Regions from separate parts of the Homo sapiens genome. Here regions 1 and 2 are each linked to region 3. The links are chromatin loops, found by intact Hi-C in ENCODE. Cell type or tissue: PC-9. All regions are shown on one strand. Links, peaks and the distances in the headings refer to the core of each region. The heading gives the core; the rest is flanking DNA.

What was found. Peaks named below come from ENCODE experiments on the same cell type or tissue, not always from the same donor. Only the 100,000 strongest peaks of a DNase experiment are listed, where the experiment ranks them.
Region 1: a loop joins it to region 3, with 2.7 times the contacts of the local background. A loop is called at or near these places in 4 of 110 quality-filtered maps.
Region 2: a loop joins it to region 3, with 8 times the contacts of the local background. A loop is called at or near these places in 4 of 110 quality-filtered maps.

The regions. Positions count from the first base shown.
Region 1 is chr4:30,832,516-30,840,931 of GRCh38, reverse strand. All of the region lies in intron 1 of PCDH7 (protocadherin 7), which reads right to left. Among named protein-coding and RNA genes, the nearest start is that of PCDH7, 120 kb to the right of the region's middle. RefSeq lists an enhancer at 3,280-3,840. In PC-9, for the core only: no CTCF peak of the experiment used is centred there; DNase peaks (open chromatin) are centred at 971 and 3,551; H3K27ac peaks cover 1,306 bases.
Region 2 is chr4:30,862,454-30,870,869 of GRCh38, reverse strand. All of the region lies in intron 1 of PCDH7 (protocadherin 7), which reads right to left. Among named protein-coding and RNA genes, the nearest start is that of PCDH7, 150 kb to the right of the region's middle. In PC-9, for the core only: no CTCF peak of the experiment used is centred there; a DNase peak (open chromatin) is centred at 3,749; H3K4me3 peaks cover 642 bases; H3K27ac peaks cover 2,660 bases.
Region 3 is chr4:30,766,166-30,774,581 of GRCh38, reverse strand. The region is part of intron 1 of PCDH7 (protocadherin 7); the gene reads right to left. Among named protein-coding and RNA genes, the nearest start is that of PCDH7, 50 kb to the right of the region's middle. In PC-9, for the core only: no CTCF peak of the experiment used is centred there; a DNase peak (open chromatin) is centred at 4,191; H3K4me3 peaks cover 1,911 bases; H3K27ac peaks cover 3,023 bases.

The DNA of each region.
Region 1 (8,416 bases), core at 200-8,199, 66 kb before region 3:
TATGAGAAAGCAAACTCTTGGTTTTGCAGAAAAAAAAAAAGGGCCAAAGAAATTATATGAGAGCAACTGTACGTCCTTTTACAGCTAGAAGTTGGCTTTACACATTCCACGACTCATAAATAAACAGAAGAGTTCTGTGAACTATATGCAGATGGCTGGGTCTACACTGGGAGGCTTTTGTAATGACTTTGGTTTGCTTCCCTGTTTTGCCATCTCTTAAAATATCTGCAAAAAAAATTTTGTTCTGCTCCTCAGAAATAGGACAAGTAGAATCCTGTAACTTGAGAATTTGCCCTCTGCGTAGTTGGGGCTTTATAAAGCTTGGAGAAATCCATTTTTTTTCTCATTATTGTTTCTATAAAAATATCTACCCCCACAACTATCATAAAAATGCTTTATGTTTTAAATATTTATTGTTTTATTTTTAAAGGATAATACAATAACGGAAGTATGAGATAGATGAAGCTGCAAGGTGGTCAAGGGACGTAATAAGGCAAAGAGGGGAAAAATCCCACAAACCACATAAAGGAAGCGATGAGATCAGCCACTTAAGTAAGCGAGTTTAAGGTTACCACACTGGCACTGAGCTAAGGCATTCCTGCCAAGTCCAAATGAGAAAAGAAGTGGAAAGAATAAGGACATCCGACAGAGCAAGGCAGGGAGACAAGGCACCAAAGTCAAGTGGAAATGCTAAGACAGCAGTTTTGTGTCTTTTTTTTCTCCTACCTGATTATGGCACAGAAATCCTAGCAGGCAGATAAGGACATTAGATTAAAAAAAAAATAACTGAAAAGAAATGCATACCAATATTTATTATCATTTCAGTGGTGCAAATATTTTGTTCAACTACCCCTACTCCTCCAAACAGTTACAAAACCACACACACACACACACACACACACTCATCATCATTGCTACTGTCGCACTAATCATTTGCTTAGCTAATCATAAAGCCTCTTTCTCAACAGCAAAAGCCTAAGGGCTTTGGCAATGGAAAAAGTATTGGCATTTCTCTGATGTATATTCAAAAACCCATATTACAATTCTTAATTTAGCATGCATGAGTCAGCAATAGATATACTGTATCTTTAAAAAGACATGAAGGTTTCCAGTCAAGCCTTTTAAAGCTTTACAAATAACATTTCAAGAGGGTTGAGAATATAGACTAAGATAGCAGATGGCTTTTAGTACAATACTGCTCCAGGATCCTTTGATTTTATTACTTTTGCTTTTGATGGTGCTCTTTTCTGGTTTGTTTTGATGACTTTGTGGCCTAATGGACTGAAATCAGACAGTGAAGCTGAAAACCCTTAAGTCCTAATGACATAGAGTGACTTATTGGGTGACCTGGGGTAAGTGTTACATTTCTCTCATCACAGGTTCTATGGCAAAAAATAAAAATTACCGTGACCCCCATAAGGATGGGCCTAGGATGCCAATAATTATTATTCAACTTGCATAATACGAAATCATACTTGCTGCCACTTATTATTTCCATGAGCCAGACACTATTCCAGGTATTTAGCATATTTTGCAGCTTACACACAATAGCTATATAAAAACTATCGTTACTTCTGTTTTACATATGAAGAAATTAGGCCCAAGAAATTTGAGGACTGAACTTAAGTCAGCTTGACTACAAGTCCCCTTCTCATTCCTTTTGGCTATATTATCTCTACTAATGAATAATGATAATTCAGGTCCAAAATACTTAGTAATTATTAATTGGTTATGTACACACATATATATAGAGAGAGTATACTACATAATACATAGCAATTATTATATATAGCAATTGTGATTATTATATATACTACATATAACATAGATATATACTGTATATTTAATAATTATTAATTGGAGAAACAATATTATAAATTCAGGATGCCCTTTCATACTAGTGCTCTATTGTTACTTGATTTTACTCAGTCTCTGCCTACTAATGTAATACTTCAAAGTAAATACCTTAAAAAAAGAAGGATGGAAGGAAGGAAGGTAGGAAGAAAGTAGGGAGATGCTTTTCTCCCTATAGTCCATAAATTAGTTAGATTTTTCAACATGTGGATGAGTTGATTTCTAAGAAACGTTGGCCCCTGATCTGAGGGTATAGTCTTGGATGCTAGACTTTCTGCATTTAGTGGTTCTCAGTTGAACTATTTTCCCTGTAAATCACTGTTCTGCCACAGAAAATAAGATCCACAGTTCTTTCCACTTCCAGGATGTGCATAGAGAGAACCAATCTGAATCTTCACTAAAGAAAAAAAATACAAAGACGGAAAAAAAAGAAAAAGAATTCTTGGGCTGCCTGAGCTGCTCTAGCAAAGCCAGGGACTGGCTTCTTAATTGAGTGCTGTTTTTCTAGATAAGCTTTCTGATAGATCACTTCCACGTGGCTTAATGCATTGTCTATGTTTATTTTAAAAGGGGGAAAAAAAACCCTTTAAAATGTGTTTGAGAAACATTGATAAGTTAAGAACGAGGCAAGGGATTTGACTGGAATGATTACAGCCCCTTCTGAATGCTAAGGTGTCAAGAAAAGGCCTAATTTAAGTACATCTCCCAAGAGTTCATTCCAGAAAAGGAAGGATCTAGTCATTGAGTTAAAATAAAAAAAAAATGTATATCAAATTCCTAATTCCAGTGCCTGGGGAGAACCACATGCCTATGGTTTCTTTAAAAAATGTTTTATTTTTCATTTCATTTTGCCTGCCATTCATTCAGCAAGGGCCTCAAAGCACATTAGAACATTAATTTATAATATTTATGCATATGTAGCAGAATTCCCTAAGATTTTAAGGACTCACTTGCCAATGGAAAATAGGCCATATGGAGCACCCAGGCATTCTGTACACAACTGAAGTCGATTATCTCTCCTAGCCCCCAGCCCCAGCATGATGAAGAAGATATTTCGCTACAATATTTTGGAACTTAACATGCTCTTGTGGATTGCTAATGCCAAATTGGAACAGAATTGGTCTCATATAAGACATTAATGGATTCAAACACAATAATGTTATATATATATATATATAAAATATACATAATAAATATATATTTTTAAAATAATTGATTATATATATAAAATCAATTATTTTTAGAAATGTACTCTGTTTAGTGTCTTATATTAGAGTTTCATTTATAGAGACATTAATAATAGAGCGAGAGTTAATTTGTAAAATAAAGGTTTCCAGCTGGCAAGTCTGTTGCCTTCAACTTACAAAACATTGACTTTTCAGAGAATTCATGAAACTTTGTCGGTACGTAAAGGAAAAATTTATCAAACCTTTGCGTTTATTAACTCAAAAACAAATGAAACAGACAATGCCCATCCTCCCTCAAACACTCTACATACTCCCCTCTATTCTCGTTTTTTTTTCTCTATTTTCTATTTTGTTTTTAATTTCCTTCCTTATTTGTAACATAACCAACCTCTTAGGTGTCACAGTATGCCATTTTTTTTTTTTAATGACACAACACTCTCCTAGATAAAGTGGTAGGCAATTATCTCTGGAATGCTGCAGAAAAGAATTCCTTAAGCCTCTGGCTAGTTACAGAAGGGCTTACATTAATCATTCTCTCTCTGCATGCTTGTCTCCTCTTAGTAGTGTCCAATGTCAAATCAGACAGTCCATGCAGGGCCCTGGATAGAACGTTAAAAGGGCATTACCACACACTGCAGGTGGCCAGCAGGAACAAAGCCCTTAGCCCGGAGTAATTTTAATAATTTCTGCACAGGTCTAATCCAGTGCTTTGGTGCATATTTGCTCCTGAAATCTTTGTTACACTACTTATCATACAATCATTGATTCAATGTAAAAAAAAAATTAAAAAGACACAAGATGCAGTTCTTACACTCTTAACCACTCTAGACTTCGTGTATCTGTCATGTGGTACTCTCTTTTCAAAAATACTGACAACCAAAAGCTGGTTTCTCAATGTTCCATGTTTTATATGTGTCTCAAGGAGGAGCCTCAACTGTCCTACTGTGCTGGCCAGTACGGTTTAAAGTGAGTCGGTGATAATGAACTCTAAGGCACTCGGCTTGGCTGTTGAAATAAAACAATGAGTTACTCTGACAGTCATTCCAGGTCACAAGAATGTAAATGGGTGTATTCGTGGTGGGATTTTCATCTCTTGTGTTGGAAATCTGCAGATATTATAATCCTATTTTGGAATGATCTGAACCAGCTAGAGTGAGATTTTTTTTTTCATTATGATAACCTCCAGGCTACAGGTTTTTATCATAACATTATTTTACTCCTAGATCTCCTGGTCATGTTTTCAAAACTATTCCTCTTTGCAATAAAACTTTCAGGAGAGAAATTTAAATTTTCATAAGCCACAGTAAATGTTGCTATGAAAAAATTTGCCAACATATACAATCTCCTGGGCAGCATTGGTTATTCTTTATAAAGCAACTTAGGGGATTTCCATAAAATGATAATACCTTCTCCTACACTTTCTATTTATTCCACACTGCTTTATTTTAAACTATGTTTTTTCTTGCCAAAGACAACATTCAGATTGTTAGTTACGTGGTTTTCTATTTCATATGGTCACTTCCTCCTGTGGATCCTTGCAGCTATTCTCTCACAGCACTTAATACATTTGGTCTTGTATGCAAACATTTTATTCCCATTGTCACTAGTAAACTGTGCACTCTGTAAGGGTATAGACTACATCTTATTTATCTTGTTTATTTCTGTGCCACTCATAATGCCTTATAAATAATAAATGCTCAATAACATAATGAAATGAATCAAATAAGTCAGTACTTACAACATCTTCATGTTTTGCCCTCTCCATTAGCTATCCAAGTCAACCAAATATGGATTACATAACATGGTGAATTAAAGCTGAAAATAAATTAGCACTGCTAACATCTTCAATCTCTTTGTTTTGGTCCAACAAGTATCTGAATCACCAGATATGAATTATCTAAGGTAAGGTAGTAAAGTAGGGATTAAAATAATATAGCAGTGTTTCATGCTAAATAAGGCTTCTTTTTCATATGTTGTGATTTTATTGCCTATGTCTTATTTGGAACAATACTTAGTGCAAGAAAAACACCTTAATTTAATGCCTCCCTCCTCCTCCTCCCATTTTAAAAAATGTTCAGCATGCATTCATATTTATGGATCCATTTAGTAATTACATCATCTCTGGAAGTAGGTAGAAGGGATATTATTAGCCCCACTTTACAGATGGTGAAATATACATAATGGCTGTGAGCGGCCCAAAGTTACATGTTTTCAACTGATAGAATCATCATTAAAATGTCCAAGCCCTGGGCTTGTGCTCCTACTATGCCCTCTCTTCCAGTCTTTGCCATACAGTCTCTCTGATGAGACCTCCATATGATTGGATCTCTCAGCTCAGCAGTCCCCAGCCTTTTTGGCATCAGGGACCCGGTTTCCTGGAAGACAATTTTTCCTCGAACGAAGGCTGGTGGGTGGGAGATGGCTTTTGGATGAAGCTCTTTTACCTCAGATCATCAGGCATTAGTTAGATTCTCAGAAAGACCATGCCACCTAGATCCTTCACATGAGCAGTTCACAATAGGTTTCACACTCCTGTGAAAATCTAATGCCACCGCTCGTCTGGCAGGAGACAGAGCTCAGGCAGTAATGCTCGCTTGCCTGTGCTCACCTCCTGCTGTGTGGCCCGGTTACTAACAGGCCATGAACCTGGACCGGTTCGTGGCCCGGGGGTTGGGATCCCTGTCTCAATCTGCTGACTCTGCGCTCCCGGGAATGACTTTATTATTCTTACTAATACAATTATTACGAATTTTCCCTCATACTGCCTAGCATATGGCACACAGCAAACCCCAGAAGATGTGCATTAAATTTGTTTAAGGTGTAACAACCGACAAATTCAGCTACCTCTCCCATCCTTCTGGTTTATTATTATATATGGCTCTCCTATTCTCACTTTATTGCATACACATGTATTTACATTTATAGCAATTTTATTGATGAATATATATGTGTGTGTGTGTATATATATACACATATATATATATATAACACCAATGTTTATAAAGTTCAAATTTCTTCAAGATAAATTAGGACAGTGGAAAAATATTGCTTTGTGTCATTTTATCAGATCTCTCCAGAAAATTTTGCTGTATAAATCTAATACATAATAAATAACATACCTTGAACAAGGGAACATCCTCAGACATATGACTATGCAAAGGGAAAAAGCTGATTTTTGCTTGTTTACACAAATGTCTTGGAAGAGACTCAGGTTTTTTTTTTTTTTACTTTCATCTCTATTAGTTGAAAACTGAAATGAACATTTTTACCAAAGACCATCAAACATAATTCTGTTCAACAAGCACTTACTGAAAGCTAACCATGTACCAGACAGTGTGTCATAGTTGGGGAACAGACACATTTAAGAAGACATTATCTCAAATAAGCAGGAGAGTGAAGTGGTTCAAAGCACCTCAGTTTAAAATCCTGGCTCTCTAATGCAACAGCCGTGTGACGTTGGCAAGTTAACCCTTCTATGCCTCAATTTCCTCTTCTACAAAATGTTGATAATAATTGTATCTGATATATTGCTTTATCGTGATGAGCAGGAGCAATGATACAATTTATGAGGCCTCGTGCAAAAGGAAAAAGCAGGGCCCTTTGTTCAAAAATTATTAAGAATTTCAAGATGGTAACAGCAAACCATTAAACCAAGTGGGGATCTTTCTCAGTGCAAGGTCCTGTGTGACTTTCTAGGCCAGTGCCCTAGAAGTGGGCCCTGGTGATAAGTAAATGATTACTACCTGTGAAGCAGTTGGAAAAGTGCCTGGCACATGGTGTTATATGTTTTAGCTTTTGTTATCAAAGAGCTTATGACTTCACTGAACACGTAAGAAATATAAAGGAAAATGGCACATTTTTAAAGATTCTGGGTAGATCTAAATTTCTAATGACCTCTAAAGTTTGCAACAATGTTCTTAGCTACACTGGATTTGGGATCCTATCAGCAAAATGCACCACCTCTTACTTATTTGACAGACAACTCTCTTGTCCTTCCTTCATACAAAGTGTTCAGAATGTTCTTTCCGTCATCTTTATACAACATTTATATGACATTTTCCATTTGATTATCTGCGTAATTTCTGTCTCATCATGGCACATAGTGCATGTAACAACGCAGTTTCTTAAGCGATTCAAGTTCTGATCTCTCTCGTGTTCAGATGTAAAGTACTTTCCTTGTATTGTTAATTTTCTACATTTTCTCCCTGATATACAATCCTTAGCTGCACCTTTGTGCAGAATAAAGACTCTCCTCCCAAAGATGCCCACATCCTTACCCATGTACCCTATGAATATACTATGTTATGTGGTGGCAGGGGGTGGGGATGGGACTAAGACGACAGCTGGAATTAAGGATGCTAACCAGATGATTTTAAAATAGAAGATTATCTTGGTTTATCTAAGTGGGCCAATGTAATCACAAGGGCTCTTATATGTGGAAGCAGAAGGCGGAAGAGTCAGTGTCAGAGTGATAAGAATTTGAGACTCCCATGACCAGCCACTGCTGACTTTGAAGATGGAAGGGGACTGTAAGCCAAGGAATACAGCCAATGTCTAGAAGCTGAAAGAGGCAAGAAAACATATCCTCCCCTAGAGCCTCCAGGAATCCTGCTGATATCTGGATTTTAGCCCACTGAGACCCATTTCCTGCTTCTGGCCTCCAAAATTGTAAGATAAATTTGAGATGTTTTAAGACACTCAATTTGTTAGAACAGCAATAGGATGCTACTATAATGTCTACAGACATAGCATGTGTACCCACATGCATGCACACACACAAAAACACATTCCAAATAAGCCCTCCAGCATTGAATATTCCCATCCTTAATGTCCAGTAAATACTGTCACAAAGCAGGCTCTTATTGCTTGAAGCCAGCAGAGTCTATACTTTAACACTGGATTCCAAACAGGCTTCCACCTTTCTGCTACAGAGATATTGTAGTAGAAAGTGCAATTAGCCTGCCTTCTGTGACCTACACTGAGTATTTCGACCTGCCACATTGGTTCTGCTGCACTGAATCTACTACTCCATTATTGCGTTGATCACATTAGTTAATGGATAATATATTTATCCATCTTACTCACTAGACAGGGACTGCCTGGAGGAGAGGAACTGTGTCCTCATTCATATCTGCATATCTGGTATCTAGACAGTGTATGGCTCATGACAGGACCATCAAAGTTTCTTGACTTAAATTAATGGATGAATGGCTAGAAAAATCTTTAAGTACATGCACATGCAGGAGCACAAGTGCATGCACAAACACACAGAGGGGATAAATTTTTACTTCTATTTTTTTCCTAACAACATTGTTACAAGGTAGGCACTATATTAGTGATGACAGAAATGGATTTAAGCTCTGGTTCATGCTTAT
Region 2 (8,416 bases), core at 200-8,199, 96 kb before region 3:
AATAACTAGATGTGGACCTCTAAGAAAAACAAAAAGGAGCTTGAAGATCAATCTGAGGCATAGCCAAGACTGTGCTTGAAGCAAAGCATTAGACAAGAGGTGAGAATAAATGAGTCACTGACAGCTTTGCCTTCTGCAAACAATGGCTTCCAAGTGATGCCAAAATGTGATCTTTCTGTGGGTGCAACAGGGAAACCAATTGGTGCTATTTTCGCACTTCCTGGAGGCAATAACACATCTAGAGAGCAGTCTTTGTCAAAGATAGTCTTTAAAGCTGCAGCTCCATAGAAGCCTTCTATGGTTAGGAGGAACATTTACCTGTCTTGAATAAAATAAGATGAGATAACAAATACAAAAATTTCCAAATGAGACATTCTAGTTTTAAACTTCTTTTTAAAAATTCCTTTCTTCTTTTTTTATTTTTAAAGTAAATCTAAAGACTTACATAAGACCTAAAAGCATAAAATCCCTGGAAGAAAACCTAGGCAATACCATTCAGGACATAGGCATGGGCAAAGACTTCATGACAAAAACACCAAAAGCAATGCCAACAAAACCCAAAATTGACAAATGGGATCTAATTATACTAAAGAGCTTCTGCACAGCAAAATAAACTACCATCAGAGTGAACAGGCAACCTACAGAATGGGAGAAAATTTTTGCATTCTATCCACTTGACAGAGGGCTAATATACAGAACCTAAAACAAACTTAAACAAAGTTACAAGAAAAAAACAAACAATCCCTTCAAAAAGTGGGCGAAGGATATGAATAGACACTTCTCAAAATAAGACATATATGCATGCCACAGATATATGAAAAAAAGCTCATCACAACTGGTCATTAGAGAAATGCAAATCAAAACCACAGTGAAATACCATCTCACACCAGTTAGAATGGCGATCGTTAAAAAATCAGAAAACAACATATGCTGGAGAGGATGTGGAGAAATAGGAACGCTTTTATACCGTTGGTGGGAGTGTAAATTAGTTCAACCATTGTGGAAGACAGTATAGCAATTCCTGAAGGATCTAGAACCAGAACTACTGTTTGACCCAGCAATCCCATTACTGGGTATACACCCAAAGGATTATAAATCATTCTACTATAAAGACACGTGGACACATATGTTTATTACAGCACTGTTCCCAATAGCAAAGACTTGAAACCAACCCAAATGCCCATCAATGATAGACTGGATAAAGAAACTGTGGCATATATACACCATGGAATACTATGCAGCCATAAAAAAGGATGGGTTCATGTCCTTTGCAGGGACATGGATGAAGCTGGAAACCATCCTTCTCAGCAAACTAACACAAGAACAGAAAACCTAACACCACATGTTCTCATTCATAAGTAGGAGTTGAACAATGAGAACACATGGACACAGGGAGGTGAACATCACACACTGGGGCCTTTCAGTGGGTGGGGTTTAGGGAAGGGATAGCATTAGGAGAAATACCTAATGTAGATGGCAGGTTGATGGGTGCAGCAAACCACCATGGCACGTGTATACCTATGTAACAAACCTGCACGTGCTGCCCATGTATCCCAGAACTTAAAGTACAATTTAAAAAAAAGTAAATCAACATAATTATTTTCTGAGTTTACACAGGCTAAACTACAATATCTTAATTAATTTTTGATAGGTTTTCCTTGTTCTTGTTAACAAAATTCTTTTTTACATGAAGTCCTAATGAGACTGAAGATTTATCTTTCTGGGGTGGCATGCTGCTGCGTGATCAGTGGATTAGCTGCCACCCTGGAACTGGCACACTACCTTGTGGTATTTCTGTGCTATCTGACAGAAGGAATCCAAGATTAACACGTTGTTCTCCATCACCAGCTGAAAAAAAGAATGCTTGATAACATTTTTGGTTTTCTTTTGACATAGTATATTTTTAGTTCACCCCTTTTCATTTTACTAATTCTTTTTCATATGGTTGAACTATTTTGCAGATAAAACTTCAACAAGTAAAGACAAAAATATTTGCATGGAAGTCACCCTGTACATCAGAAAGCTAGAGTTACATACAGAAACATCTGTCAGCATATGGCTATACAGATGCATCACAACACTTTAGGGTCTGACAGCTTTACTTTGGATGGGCTCTTCAGTAAAAGAACAAATTGCTTTTGTTTTCTTGGATTCTAAAACAACAGGCCTATTCCAGGGGTCAAGAATTCTTGATATTAGGTCCTGGCTTCCATCAGTCACACTTACATAAACATAGATTTTTTTTTCCATCAGAGAGTTTATCATTTAATTATATTGTTTAAATCATACAAAGTAGAAAAAAAAGAAAAAAATTAAGCACAAGGAATTGCCATTACAAACAGAAGTCTTTGAATAAACATCATAAAATGGAAGGCACTGAACATTCCTTGTCAGAGAAGCTAAATCAGAACATACACAACGCCTGCTCGTAAGTGCTCAGGAAAAGGCAGAGACAATTCAGCAAGGAACTTAAGTCAGCAGCGTAATGTTTAAAATTGGGGTTTTGCAATCTGACATACCACTTGAATTTCAGCTGTACCATTTTGTATGATGCTAGCATGCAAATGAACCTAAATCACCATTTCTTCATCTTTAAAATAGCACTATAATAGGGATTAAACGAGGTGATGTATGTAAAACACTTAGCACCATGCCTGGCATATAGGAATTTCGCCAGAAAGGGTAGCTTTAAAAAGTGAATATTCATAACAGTTGGTATCATTAACTGAAGTCCCAGTTAGTAGTGCATGAATTTTTATTTCTGTCAGAATACATTTCTGACAGGACTACTGAAAAGTAGTGAAAATGACGGATTTTATAAGACATGTAATGATGGATAATAACTATTAATAATAACTAATGTGGCTTCAAATTTGAGCCTCTTTTAGGGAAAGGTTTTATGACATCCTCTTATAGAAAAACCAGCATGATTGACAGACCTACATTTTAATGTATATTAAAAATATCGTGCAATTTTTAAACTGCATCCTAATCCAGAACTATATGTTAGTTTCTCAAAATGAGGATATCACCTCTGATAAAATGCAAGTATCTCTTTTGAATAGCCCTACCATCAGAATGAAAAATGAATGCTATTTTCCCCTCAGGTGATCCATATGAGTGACAGGGACAAATAGACATATTCCACATCACACTGCATGTCTGTTTTCCCCTTTCTCGCAAGGAAGTGGCGGCACCAGTGAATCACCAAACCTTCTGTGGGCTCCTACCCAGAGAAAGGCTGTGTGCCAGGCTCTCAGTTGAATCCACGGATGTCTAAATCCTTGTCCTTCCTTTCCCCCAAGGAGCCTACAGCTTAGGTGATGAGATCCAGGAGAAAAAAATGATGGTTAGGAATGCAAAAGTTAGTGAGTACATCATGTACCATCTTAAAAGAGGCTTTCATTCTTCCTTGCTGAACAATGATTTGAGTATTAGGTGCCCTGAAGTATAGGACAAATGTTGTAAATAATTACAAAGCACATCACAAAACATATACTTTCTTACTGATTTGAGTATATTCTTTAAAATTCCAACAATTTCTGTGAGGGGGCCTGTGGGAAATACTAAGACGGACCCTCACCTCCATTCTTACCTTTTTCTCCCTTAGCATACAGAGACTAATTCTACACAGGATAAACAAATCAAATCAGAACTAAAAGTTCAAACCAGCAATAATTCTCCATCTGTGGTTTACATTTCTGGGAAGTCACAGAGAGCTCTGATCCATGGACCTGTACAGACAGCCTGAGGTGACATACCAATTGAATCTCATCACCCTGGGCAAACAATCTCTAATTCCATCTAGATGGTAGCAAGCAAAGGTGTAGAAAACAATTTTCCCATTTCTACACCATGAACCTTAGATCTACCTCACATTTAAGAATAAGGTTTCATTTCCTTTTTGTTACCCCAACCAAAGTCCAGCTCTGTGTTCTGGGGGGAAACCAAAAAGAAAGGAAAAGAAAAAGGAAAACAAAACGTCAGGTTTACTGCTTTATCAAAATGAGGGCTACATACAGAAACTTCTTTAATGGCTGCAGAAGGGTTTCATCTTTCCTTTGCAAGTCCTGTTTCTCTGTAAACGATTGTCTTATTCCAGTTTACCATGTAAGGATTGCAGAGAAAGGAGTAAAAACACATCAAAAGGACAATACTTTTTTTTTTTTTTTGCCAGAGATTCTATTTGTGGAAAGAATTTTCCTTTTATGGCCATGGCCAGAAAGCAACTGATTGCTGAGCAAAGCTGTGTAAGCAAAATATCCAGTCACTTCATTTCACAGTAATGTAACCTGGAAAATTGAACAGAAAAGTTAGAAACTGGAGTATATTTGCTCTAACGTTACAGCAATCAGCCCAAAAATGCCTCTATTAAAAAGATCTAAGTCAAATAAGGAAAGCTGTTGTGTATAATGGAAAGAGCATGAACTTCAGGTCAAACAGATCTCATTTTGCCTCTGTTTAAGTCTTTGCTACACAAGCTGACTAAGCATCTGTTTCCTTAAATTTACAATATTAATAGCAATACTTCTTTCTGGAGGAAGTTTAGATAATTTAATGAAATAATGTAGATATGTTAGGTAATTAGTAACCTGTTAAGTAACAAGCCAGGTTAAACTTCTCAAATCTCCCCTCATTACCAACATGTAAATAAAGTTAAGCTTCTTGATATAGAACCAGCTTTTTTAAAATTTTGCCAAGTAAAGAAAGGAGGGCAATGGAAGGAAGTAGAAAGAGCCATGAGATAATGAGCAGAAATAACTCAAGACTATCAGGTAATAAGAGAGCTTTAAAAAGACAGGAGTGGAGTCATTTCATGTTCATTTAACATACAGGAATTCAACTAGGTTCAGGCAAAAACACAGAAGGAGCTTAACTTGTGTACACCATTTTATCCAGTTTTCCACTCCACGGAAGTATGCCCCTAAATTCGAACAAGAGGATAAGAATGCATCTGCTATTCTCTCAGGCATCTTCCTTCCAGCATTTGAGGATTTCCGTGCCAAATGTGATTCAAGGGTCAAAAAACACATGGTTTTCATACAACATACTCTATAAGTATGCCAGCTACTTCCACTGGTTCTTAAGAGTCAACTGTTCATCAACTGAGAAAAGACTGGCTATGTTAGAGAGATAGAAGGTATGTATATTTCTATCAGTTCCTTCCTATGAGGTTTTCCAAGGTAATTTTCCTTAAAATACGTTGTACTTAATTTTCCTTAAAAAACACTGTAAATTATTAAGAATATTTACAAACTATTATGGACCTTCAACTGTCATCTCAGGGCCTAAGTGTCATGCACTGCTAGAGCTCTACAAGCTTACGAGGTGGTATTTAATATGGTTGGAACAATGTTGCTCACATGTCCAAATTCCCCACATGAGATTCAGTGAACAGCCTTCCAGACTATAGTCTAGCTTCTCCTGAAGAACCCTTAGGGATGGGAACTCACTACTTCCAGGATTTCCACTTCATTTTTGGATCTGCCCCACTGAGATGTTCTAATACTTATTAAAAGCCCCCCTTCCTATAAATATCGATCACTCTCCTGAACACTACAATGTAATTCCTCTTAAGCATGACAAATGTTCAAACATTTCAAATTTTTAACATAAAACCTTAGGAACATCCCAAGTCCTATGTTCTCCAAGTCAAACATTATTGAAATCTTCAGCCTTTTTTTATATGGCTTTTTCATCATCCTGACTTCCTTCCTCTTCAAAATTATTTTAGTTTTTGACTGTGTTATGTCACTTGTTACCTGAGATGCCTAAAAATAAGCACTAAGCAACTAGTAGGGTATGATCAGTGTTAGACCGTTTATCAGCTCCTACTTCTCATATGCTTCATCTTAATCAAGTGTTCTAAAATCACATGAGCTCATTTTGTTGTGAAAGCCACACTCAGTACTAATTTATGTTGTAACTTATATAAAACTCCTGAAGGTTGTTGTCATTGATGTTGCTCTTGAAGTTTATCTCCTTCATTTTTTTATTTGAATTTTGCCTTAAATTTTTTTTCCTATTATCCTTATTCAACTGTGCTTTGTAAAACTCCACCCCTAATCCAGCCTGTGAGAACTTTTGCACTGAATTACTCTGAGATGTTTACACATTGGACCAAGCCATAGTGTCTTAGTAACCAGAAATATCTAACAGAATCAGAGGTTTCCTCAGCTGAACTTTGAAAGTGCAAACTTTTTCATTCACAGTATAGGACCACTGAAGAGAATACCAAAGCATCTAATTTGTATGGACTGACTTTATTGTGCAATAAACAAGTCTGTCATCCATGTAAATGTAGTATATCATCTATATCCTACCATTTTAGGAACAACAAAAAAATTAAACTTCACTATTTTCACTGGTAGATTAAGCTGGCTCCCTTGGCAACAAAAAATGTGTGTGTGTGTGTGTGTGTGTGTGTGTGTGTGTGTTCTCCAATAATTTTTCTTTCTAAGATAAAAATTGAAGGACTTAAGGACTTTCTCATAATAACTGCTTATTAAATTTGAGTCTATAAATTCCCTATTTTTTCAAGGAAGGAATACAATTAATATTGCTATTATGGGTTTGTTTACATGTCTGTCTCATATTCGGGATGTACTGAGAGGTCAGGAGACATGTTATTGTGCTGTTTTTTCTTTCTAGTGTAATTAATTGCTCCTAGTGTAATTAACACATTCTACTGAATGAATAAACATATAAATGAATGAAAAGGTCATACAATTGAAAAATCAATACAAAAAAAAAGAGATGGTCTTGGAATAATTAACCAACTTCCTCTCTGGTTGCAGAATTCCTCTGCCAGTCTTTTGTGCACTGTATTGAGCCAATCACAGATTAAAGTAATTACAGTGAATTCTTGATTACTGTCATGCGCTCTAGCTATTTTGTGAATAACCTATCACAACTAATTCCAAACTTATCTGCTGCCACCCAGCATATGTCTGAGTTACAGTCAGCCTCACTGACAGCAGATGTATGCTTCAGGAAAGCACATTTATGTTGATATTTCTGCACAGAATACACAATTATGAAATTTATTCTCTTGGGGGTTGGAAAAAACCCACAAGCATTCTGAAATAAAATGCAGAATTTTTTGTGTGGATGAAATTTTTGTGTGTGCCAAACTTCAATACAAAAGTTTAAATAATGATTTCCAACCTCACCAATGAGTATATGGAGAAGTATAAGAAGTTAACAATCCTAGTCAGACACATTTGAGAGTCTTTCCTCTTTCCATATTTATGGAACAGCTTTTATGCTGTAAGATACGTCAGGAGGCAGAAGGCTAATTCTTGCCCTGGAAAAACCTAACAAGCCAGAGGTTAGACATACGTAAAGCAATAAACATTAAATCAGGATTTCTCGGCCTCAACACTATTGACATTTGTGCGTGACGATCATTTGTTGTAGGGACCTAGCTTCTGTGTTGTAGAATGCTTAGCAGAATCCATACCCTCCACCCACTAGATGCCACCCTCCATGTGACAACCAAAAACATCTCCAGACATCACCAAATGTTTCCCTGGAGGCAAAATCACCACTGGTTGAGAACAACTATATTATAGCCACATTCAGTGGTTTGAGATTACAGAAGAAAGAATAGCTAACTGCATAATCAGGAAATGAGGCATCATTTTCTGGGCAGGAAACCAATACAATATCTTCTTCATTCCATAATATTTTCAAGCAAAGGGAAGTTATTCCATAACCACCAGGCAAAAATCCAATTTCCCTTAGTGGTACTCTGATCCCGGAACACATACGAATTTGGAGTGCTTTGAAATTGCAAAGGGAACACATTTATTGGTAATGCCAAAGCTGTCCAGACATAAAACTCCTTTCATAAAAATGAGAGAATTTACTTTAGTACTTATCTGTTGTATACAGTTGGAAAATCTTTTTTTTTTAATTCCTTTAAATCACTTTTGGCAATACATTCTCATAATCAGAACTATGTTTCCATAATCATGTGGTTCAGGGCGACACTAAATCAGTCTCATGGTACTATAGTAACCCTTTAATAATGTAGTGCTGCAGACTTCAGAATGTCAAGAGAAAAAATATTTTCATTTCAAGTAAGAAAGACTAAATCAAGTGATGCTCCACTTGGTCTCACTTATGACCCTTTTGTTGTTGAACTGAGAGAAGCTACTAAGAAAAGAAAGCAAAAAGCAAAATTCTTCTGTGCATTTATTTAAAATCTGCAGCAATGGAAGACAGCATAGGCGACAAACCCTAAAAGGATATTTGCAATTGGCATAAGATATTATCTTGGTAAAAACACTGGATAGAATATGTTATCACTTCTTAAATGTAATTCCGTAATATCTCACTATGTACACACTTCCAATTTAGAAACAAATTTCTACATTTCACAATAGCCAAGTCATTGGAACACAAACCTCTG
Region 3 (8,416 bases), core at 313-8,312:
CTTTCTTGTTCACTGCAATACCCCGGCTTCTGTTGTGCCTAGCACATTAGCAGGCACTCAATGAACATCTGCTGATTTGAATAAACAGAGGATTCTGCGGAATTTAAATGACAGACTTCAAGAATTTTTTTCTGTAATAAACACTTTATACACCAGTGGTTTTATTTTGCTCCAAAATTTTGACATACATAAACATAAAAACTTATTATTTAGTAATACTTTAAAAAGCTAGGCCTAAGAGTTAAGAGGCATGGAGTGTGGTTTTGGTTCACTAACTTGCTGTGTAACTTTGCCTCTCCATGTCTCTCCAGTTTCATCTATGAGATGCAAAGGAAGGGTACAGAGAGAACAAGACAGTTCTCAAGTATCCTCTTGGGAATATGTAGGTATATACACCCTCCTGGGTATGGGTGGAGACAGGGATTCAGAAGAAATCAATGAAAGGGACTCTAGAGGTCAGAGAAAAGTCAGAAAGCAATCCTATTAAGAGACATAAAAGAAATTGAAATCACTCAACTGAGCAAAGAAAATGCTGAAAAAGCGTAACTGAAGCAAAACTACATGGGAGAACTTAGAAGCATGTGGTACCAAGATCTCAGGTGCTACTTCCAGTCCCACTAAATGGAATATGGGATGGCCCATTCCTTTGTCTTCCAATGTCATAAAAATTAAAAAGAAAAACCTTCACACTCCCATCTAGCTTGTCCCTAGGGGAAGCTGTGTGACATAATTCTGACCACAGAATTATGTGGTCAGAAGATATACAGAAAAATCTTTGGGAAGGGAATCCCTCCCAGAATAGAAAGGAAATGGGATGAAGTGAAGTTTTCCCTCAACTTTCTCCCCACCTGAAATAGGAACTTAGTGGCTGGAGAGACAGCAACCCTCTGGGGAATATGGTAATGAAAATAAAATATTTATGATGGTGGGCAAGAGGAAAGCAGCACCATGATTCTTCAGTGGAAGTTGCGGATGACTTCTAGAGTCTTGTATAAGGAAAACATAAACCCCTCATTCCACTCTGTTGAATCTATTTCTTGCAGCTGAGTGCATTCCTAAGCAATACATTCCCAAAAAAGAAAAAGAAAAAAAAAATAGAAGGTTTATCCAAAAAAAGAGAAGAAAAACACAATGTATGATTATGAGAGGTCCATGATGCTACTAACAGACACTAAATACAGGGCTGTAGGTGTTTTCGTCTGATCAACTACCATGTTTCACATACTTTTATATTGCTGACACCTTGCAGAAAGGAGACCACTTTCAAGTGTAAAATCTTTGAACCAGGAATCAGAAATCATGGGTTTCCCTTCTGGCTCTTTCACTTAAAAACACACTCAACTTTTAGCAAGAAATTCTTCACTATAAAATAGAAAGTAGGCTGGGTGTGGTAGCTCATGACTGTAATCCCAACATTTTGGGAGGCCAAGGTGGGTGGCTTACTTGAAGTCAGGAGGTTGAGACCAGGCTGGCCAAGATAGTAAAATCCCGTCTCTACAAACATTCAAAAATTAGCTGGTTGTGTGGTGGCACATGCCTGTAGTCCCAGCTACTTGGAAGATTGAGGTGTGAGAATCACTTGAACCTGGGAGACAGAGGTTGCAGTGAGCCGAGATTGTGCTACTGCACTGCAGCCTGGGTGACAGAATGAGACTTTATCTCACAAAAAAAAGGGATTAGATAAATAAATAAAATAGAAAGTATAGCATTTATTTGATAAAGGAATTGTTAGGATTAACAAGATAATACATGTAAAAACACTTTCTAAAAACTTACAGCACTTTACTAATAGCTGTGTATATGGGATGACATAAGTAAAATACTGAGCACAATTTTGGGCACACAGTAAGTGTTTATTTATCATTACCACTGTTATTATTCAAAGATACCTATCCATAGCTCCTTGAGAAAATCCCTGCCTTGCTAGAGTCACAGTCCTTCAGAAGGCATATTCCTGCCTCATGACTCTTCTCTTCTAGGCATGGCAGATGGAATGAAGAGTCAACTCTTAACCAAGCTGAGCCAGAGTTTCTCTCCCTGGCATTTGAAATAGCCACCCAAACACAGTAGCAGTTTTGTAGGTAAACAGGCATATAACAGGCTAATTCAGGAACTATGAAGTTGTCAGCCATGCTTTACCTCTAGAAAAGAAAAAGATAACAAAGAAAGAGATAGAGAAAGAGAGGGAGGGAGACAGAATACACATGATGGCCTTGAATTTCCAATCCATTTCTGAAGATTAGGTCCCATGTATTCCCAACTTTAGCATAAAATGTCTTCCGCTGATTTCTCATATTGGAAACCAAAGAGTTTTAACTAAATACATTCATTTTAGTGTTGGCATTGAAACATGTTTCAGGTTGGTTATACAAAATCAGAACCTATGGAAGTGTACAAGAAAAGGTGACCCATAGCTGAGAGCGGTGGCTCACGCCTGTAATCCCAGCACTTTTGGAGTCTTAGGCGGGCGGATCACCTGAGGTCAGGAGTTTGAGACCACCCTGGCCAACATGGTGAGACCCCATCTCTACTAAAAATACAAAAATTACCCGGCGTGGTGGCAGGCATCTGTGATTGTAGCTACTCAAGAGGCTGAGGCACGAGAATCGCTTGAACCCTGGAGGCGAAGGTTCCAATGAGCCGAGATCACACCAATGCACTCCAGCCTGGGCGACAGAGCAAAACTCCATCTCAAAGAAAAAAAAGAAAGAAAGAAAAGGCTATCTATATTCCTATATTCCCTTCTTCTTCTATCACTTTACGTTACCTTTATGATTTTATGATAAAATTTCATAAAGCATTTTATGAAATAAAAAGGCATTCACAGTTAATAACCGAGGATAATTTCCTATTTATTTATGATTCCCGGTGTCTGCAATCATTAAAGAAAATTTCAGATTTGTTAAAATCTTAAAGTTACAAAATATTTTCTGGAATGATTAATCTGAGAGTCTTCTTGCAAAACAAAATTTAAAAATCACATTTATGTATAAAATTGTGTACTTTTCTTTTCTGTGAGCAGCAAAGAGCTCCAGGAGGAGAATAGATTTTAGGTGCCAAGGAAACAGAACTGACCAACTTCTAACCCCCAGCCCCCACGAGTGCCTATTGAATGCTAAGATCCTCTGACTGCATTATGGTACCCAGATCCTAGAATCAAATTATGGCTTTTCTGAAGGTGGGCACAGCCAAATTGCTGAATGCGTTTGGATAGAGTCCCAGAATGCAAGGGCTTATGTTTACAGTCTTATTTTGTTTTGTTGACAATGAAGTACAACTTCTGAGTTTCCCTATAATCCTAATTTAACAACAGTCATTTGTCAGATCTAGAACTGGTTCAAATATGGTCATTTTTATGTAGCTAGGGCAAAATTATGAATTCGTTCAAAATAAGAAACACAAATTAAAAACAAGAAATGTGGAGGAATATTTCCATCTGGTGAAAATAAATAGATCAAATAGCACTTATTTCCTGTTTAGAACACTTAGGTAACTTATTTTATCAAGGAAATGTTAGCTCCCAATAGAAATAAGTTTTAGGGTGTGACCTTCCCAGAACTAAGAAGACCTAATCTAGTGTTCACATTTGAAATTGTCACAGCTCAAACATAAACTGCCTGCTTACTCGTGGTGTTCTGTGGTGGGAAAAAAATAGTTACAGAAAGTAAGGTTGCTTATATTTTGCAAAATTTCTTTCATAATAAATCATATAGTGTATATGGTTGTTTTTTTAAAAGACAAATGAAAGACAATCTTGTTTTCCCCTTCAAAATGTGGTTCTTGTGTAACTTCAGTTATAACAAATGGAACACGGTGAAAATTATTTAATGACTTTTTTGTTCAATTTTCCAGTTTTTTAATGGGGAAGTTGCATTTCATTCCTATGTACTTAATAGGAATTTTGGCAGGCTTCCAGCTTATAATCATCTGGAAGCACATATTATAACTTTAATTATAACTTCTAAGCTAGAAGAGTAGTTAGCATGATGTAGGCATTCAGTTACTGTTACTGCAGTGAATGAATCTATAAGGCAGAAATGTACAAGCTATCATCCAGCTAGCACTCAATTCCCACCTGAGTTTCATATTTCTCTTTCCATTTACTTCACCCCAAACAGTTTCCATAACAAACATATTGGGTAATAGGGCCAAGACACTCAAGCTATTTCTTATTGTTTAGAAGCAGGAAGTCATAAACCATTTCAAACCACATTCCCATAACTAAGGAAATCTGCCAAAATACATGAAAGCAATAATGATTTATTCCTTGAAGGAAAAGAAAACCTGATGGACTATTTCATGTGAGGACAACTGGAACTTGGTACGTTAGTAGCACTGGTGGAATCTACTTTTAGAACAGATATTACTTGTTTGAAAATAGAGCATGAAATGATGTTAATCTGCAAGTGGAGAAAGCTGTTCATAGCTCTCTAATCACAGCATGGTGTACCTGAGTCATCTGCCCTTTCATTTTTGAACTCAGGATACCCACCAAGCCTGTTCCAATGGCCATTACGAGTACACCACTCTTAATAAATTCAATGGGTGTTTTTCAAGTACAAAGCCTGCGGGATTGGCCACTTCAGGCTAAATTTTAGCTGCATAATCAAGAATATAGCTGAAAATGCCAATTAATGGTGCAAAGCACAAAGGATCAAGCTCTAGCTATAGAAAAACCATTTATGGACTAAAAGTATCACACCTTGTAATCCATCCCTGACTTTGCAGGATGGCACATCTGAATATTAATAATAAAGCTATCTGAATAAGTTCCTTCTAAAAAGTAAAAACTGATGAACAGTGTAAACTCTTAGCTTAAAGAATTATGTAAGATAAACATAAAGTGAAAAAAGTCCTTATATACTGAAGTAATCTCATTTTCTCTTATTTACACCATAAAGCAAACAAAACTCACAACAGGGTGGATCTTAATGCATTAAGATCCTCAAAATAGTATAGACAACATGTAAACGGATGCTAACATGCATGATAGAGTGTATCTTAAAACAGTAACATCTCAAATTTAAGAATTAAGTATTAACTACAAGCACAATTAAAAGGAAGATACATGCATGGAGAAATTTCATCTTTAGTCTCTACCTGGGAAGGCAAGTCTTAAAGCCAAATTGAGGCTTATCGGATAAATATATGCATGCCAGGCAAGCAGTGAAAAAAGCTAGGAAAGAATACCAACACAGATGGGAACGAGATAGCTGACTTGCAGGAAACCATGCGGAGTGACAGCTCTGCAGTGTCTCCACACCTGATCTGGCAGCAGGGCCTAAGGGGGCTGCGGTGCAGCCAAGTCAGCAGGAGCTGGAGGCAGATGTGGCTCTACACTAGCTGCGTGCAGGAAGTCCTGGTGCCTACAGTCCTGCAACTCTGCAAGTGGTTTCTCAAAATCAGAAAAACTCACGACTCAACTCATCTACACTTAACTAGATCCAAACTCTACTTCTATGTTGGAGAAACTTATCAGAAAGGAAATGTCTGCCAATAATTGCTATGAAAACATTTATTTGACCCTGATCCATGTTCCTCACTAGATTCAATTATTTTAAATAGTGTATGGAAGTGGAAACACAATCATTGCTAATCTATATTAGATTGATTCAGCTGTAAAAATTATACAGTTTTAAAGCCACCTGAAAGTATCATCTCCTCGACTTGATTTCATCCTCAATAACTCCATGAAGAAATTTAGCTTAAAATTATGCTTTATTTCAAATTGTTTTCACTACAAATAGCATCATCTGTTGGTCCTTACTTTTTGTGTAGCTGAACACAATTCTAAGAAAGGTTTCCAGCTGATTTTAAAGATACGTAGGAAATAGCAAGATAATAATTGAAATTTTAAAACCGAGTCATGGATAAGACAGAAAATGTACATGTACACTGTCATCTGGCTAAATAAGTTCACTGGTGATAAAAACAGCAAGATATTGTCTTAAAAGTATCTTCTCTTACTTGAAAATCTCCTGCTCTAAAACTTTCACTAAGTTACAATATTTATTAAGTCCAATTTCCTGCTTTAGCAGGACTGAATCACAGGGGGTTAATCTCAGATTCAGGCCAACTGAGGTCTTCCTGTTCATATCTCCTTTGCAAATGGAGCTTACTAGGGAAGCTGAAAAGGAACCAAATGCTTCACAGCTGAGGCTATCCACTCGACCTTCTTTCTACTGGTGACATAATTTCAGCCGCTCTTAAAAGTTCTGACATTTCCAGTAATAAGCAAGTGAAAGCATACTACTTGGAAGATGTATGCATACTACTTGGAAGATGTATGCATACTACTTGGATTAGCCAATATGCTTAGTAAAGGTACATTTAGTTATTGAATTAAACAATAAATTAAGAGATCAAATAAGATACAACTGCTAGATCTTTAAAGGCTCATCAATTGATTGATGCATGACATTAAATTTATTGTAATGGCAGCTATACATTTACATAGAGTGAGAACATTTTATCTAAAAAAGTAAATTATTAAAATTAATCTGTTGAATTTTTCTGATTCTGAGTATCACATTTTTAAGGTAAAATGACTATTAAAATTATTAAACAATGTTTTCAGACAAAGGAGACATAAATATCATGTTCAACTGATAAAACTGTAATAATGAAGGATAGGAGGTAAGTTACACAAATTGCAAACTGCAATCTTGCCAGCTCCTTTAATGGTTTTAATGGAACAGGGCTTGAATTTTCCTTTCTATTGATGTTTGTTTCAGAAGATAAGCAGTACAAAGAATTTTTTATTATTCTGAAAAGTTTAATTCTCTCAAATTTCTAATTCAGTGTTCTAAATTGCAAGGTAGGCACTACATTCTGCCTTACTAGTAAGATCTGATTTTGCTATTTTACTTAAATTCTAAAACGCTTTTCCACTCAGTACCTCTGGGAGACTAAGAGTTTCCTGACTGTTGGCAGAGCTACTAAAGATTCCTAGCCCAAATGAAAGGAAGATTTTCATCAGAGTCCAGGTTTTTATGAACAAACCGTCACAGTTCTTGTTACCATCTCTGTCCTGTCTTAAAAATGTACCTTGAACTTCTGCTAGCAAAACTCAGATTGGTTGAAATATCCAACAGACATACCCGGGCTGTGAAGTTGCCCCTTCATTAATTTCTCAGAGGCAAGTTTACCACTTGATGAATCGTTAGCATCACTTCCTGTGGCACTGAAATTTTCCCTAGGGGTCCCTACTAACTAAGGTCTAATCACCCGTGTTCTTATTTAGCTCTTGAGTTCCGATTAGATCATAGATTAAAGTGGATGACTGTAGACCGCTAATTCTTACCTGACAACATACTGAACAAAGACTCCATATTCAGGAAATACATTTTATATTTCCTTTTCACAAATCCATACCCTGCTATTGAATCATTAAATGTGCAACCACGCTGAGTTTAGCTATTCAGAGAAAAGATACTAAGACTTCAGTGGCCACAGGTTATTACTATGAGAATTTGTAATGGCTGTTATTTACAGCCCACTAGTGATTTAAGAACTTGATGTGACATTAAGAAAAAAAAAAGTATCAGATATAGGTTTATACCAACGGGTCAAACTCTTTCAACAAATATTTGAGATGAGTAATAATTTTGATATTATACATATCTTTCACAACTGTAAGCCCATCTTTTAAAATTTTTTGATGGATGGTACATTTTATGAATCTGTTTGCAACTTGAAAAAATACAGTGATTAATTCTAAAATATTGCAATTTGAAGAGACTGTGATAAAAATGACAGTAACTATAATACAAATAAATCAGATGTAACATTTAAGAAAATCCTTTTTGGTAATTTTCTATCAAAATAATGTCTAAAGTATAGAAAATACTTTGTTCTTGCTTTTTAAAAATATAAATGGGACACTGTCTTACTGACACATATACACACTATAAACATATATATATATATATATGTTTGAGATTTGATATAATACAGTACTTCTACAAAGAACACATTATTATATGATGCCTATAAATACACCAGTATCTCAGTTGAATGGATTTAAAAATCTGTGTTTCCTTCTACCCCCTAATGCAGTTGTCTTAAGATTAAATTCCAGATTATGTGTCATTGTCATTTAGCACACCACAAGTCTTGTTAGATCAAATCACTTTTCAAGTGAATTCTTACAAAAGAAAAAATAATAGTAATAGAAATTTGAATTTTGGTTGTATGTCTTATTCAAAGAAAATTTTTTTAGATGGAGCCTTCTTGTGTTGCCCAGGTTGGTCTCAAACTCCTGGGCTCAAGGGATCCCCCTGCCTCAGCCTCCCAAATAGATGGATTTCTGGCATGCACCACCCTTCTTGGATGGGTTGCATATCTTAAAACTGTATACAAATATTCTCTTAAATTTAGAATCGTCATAATACTAGATCTCACTTATAACACAGTG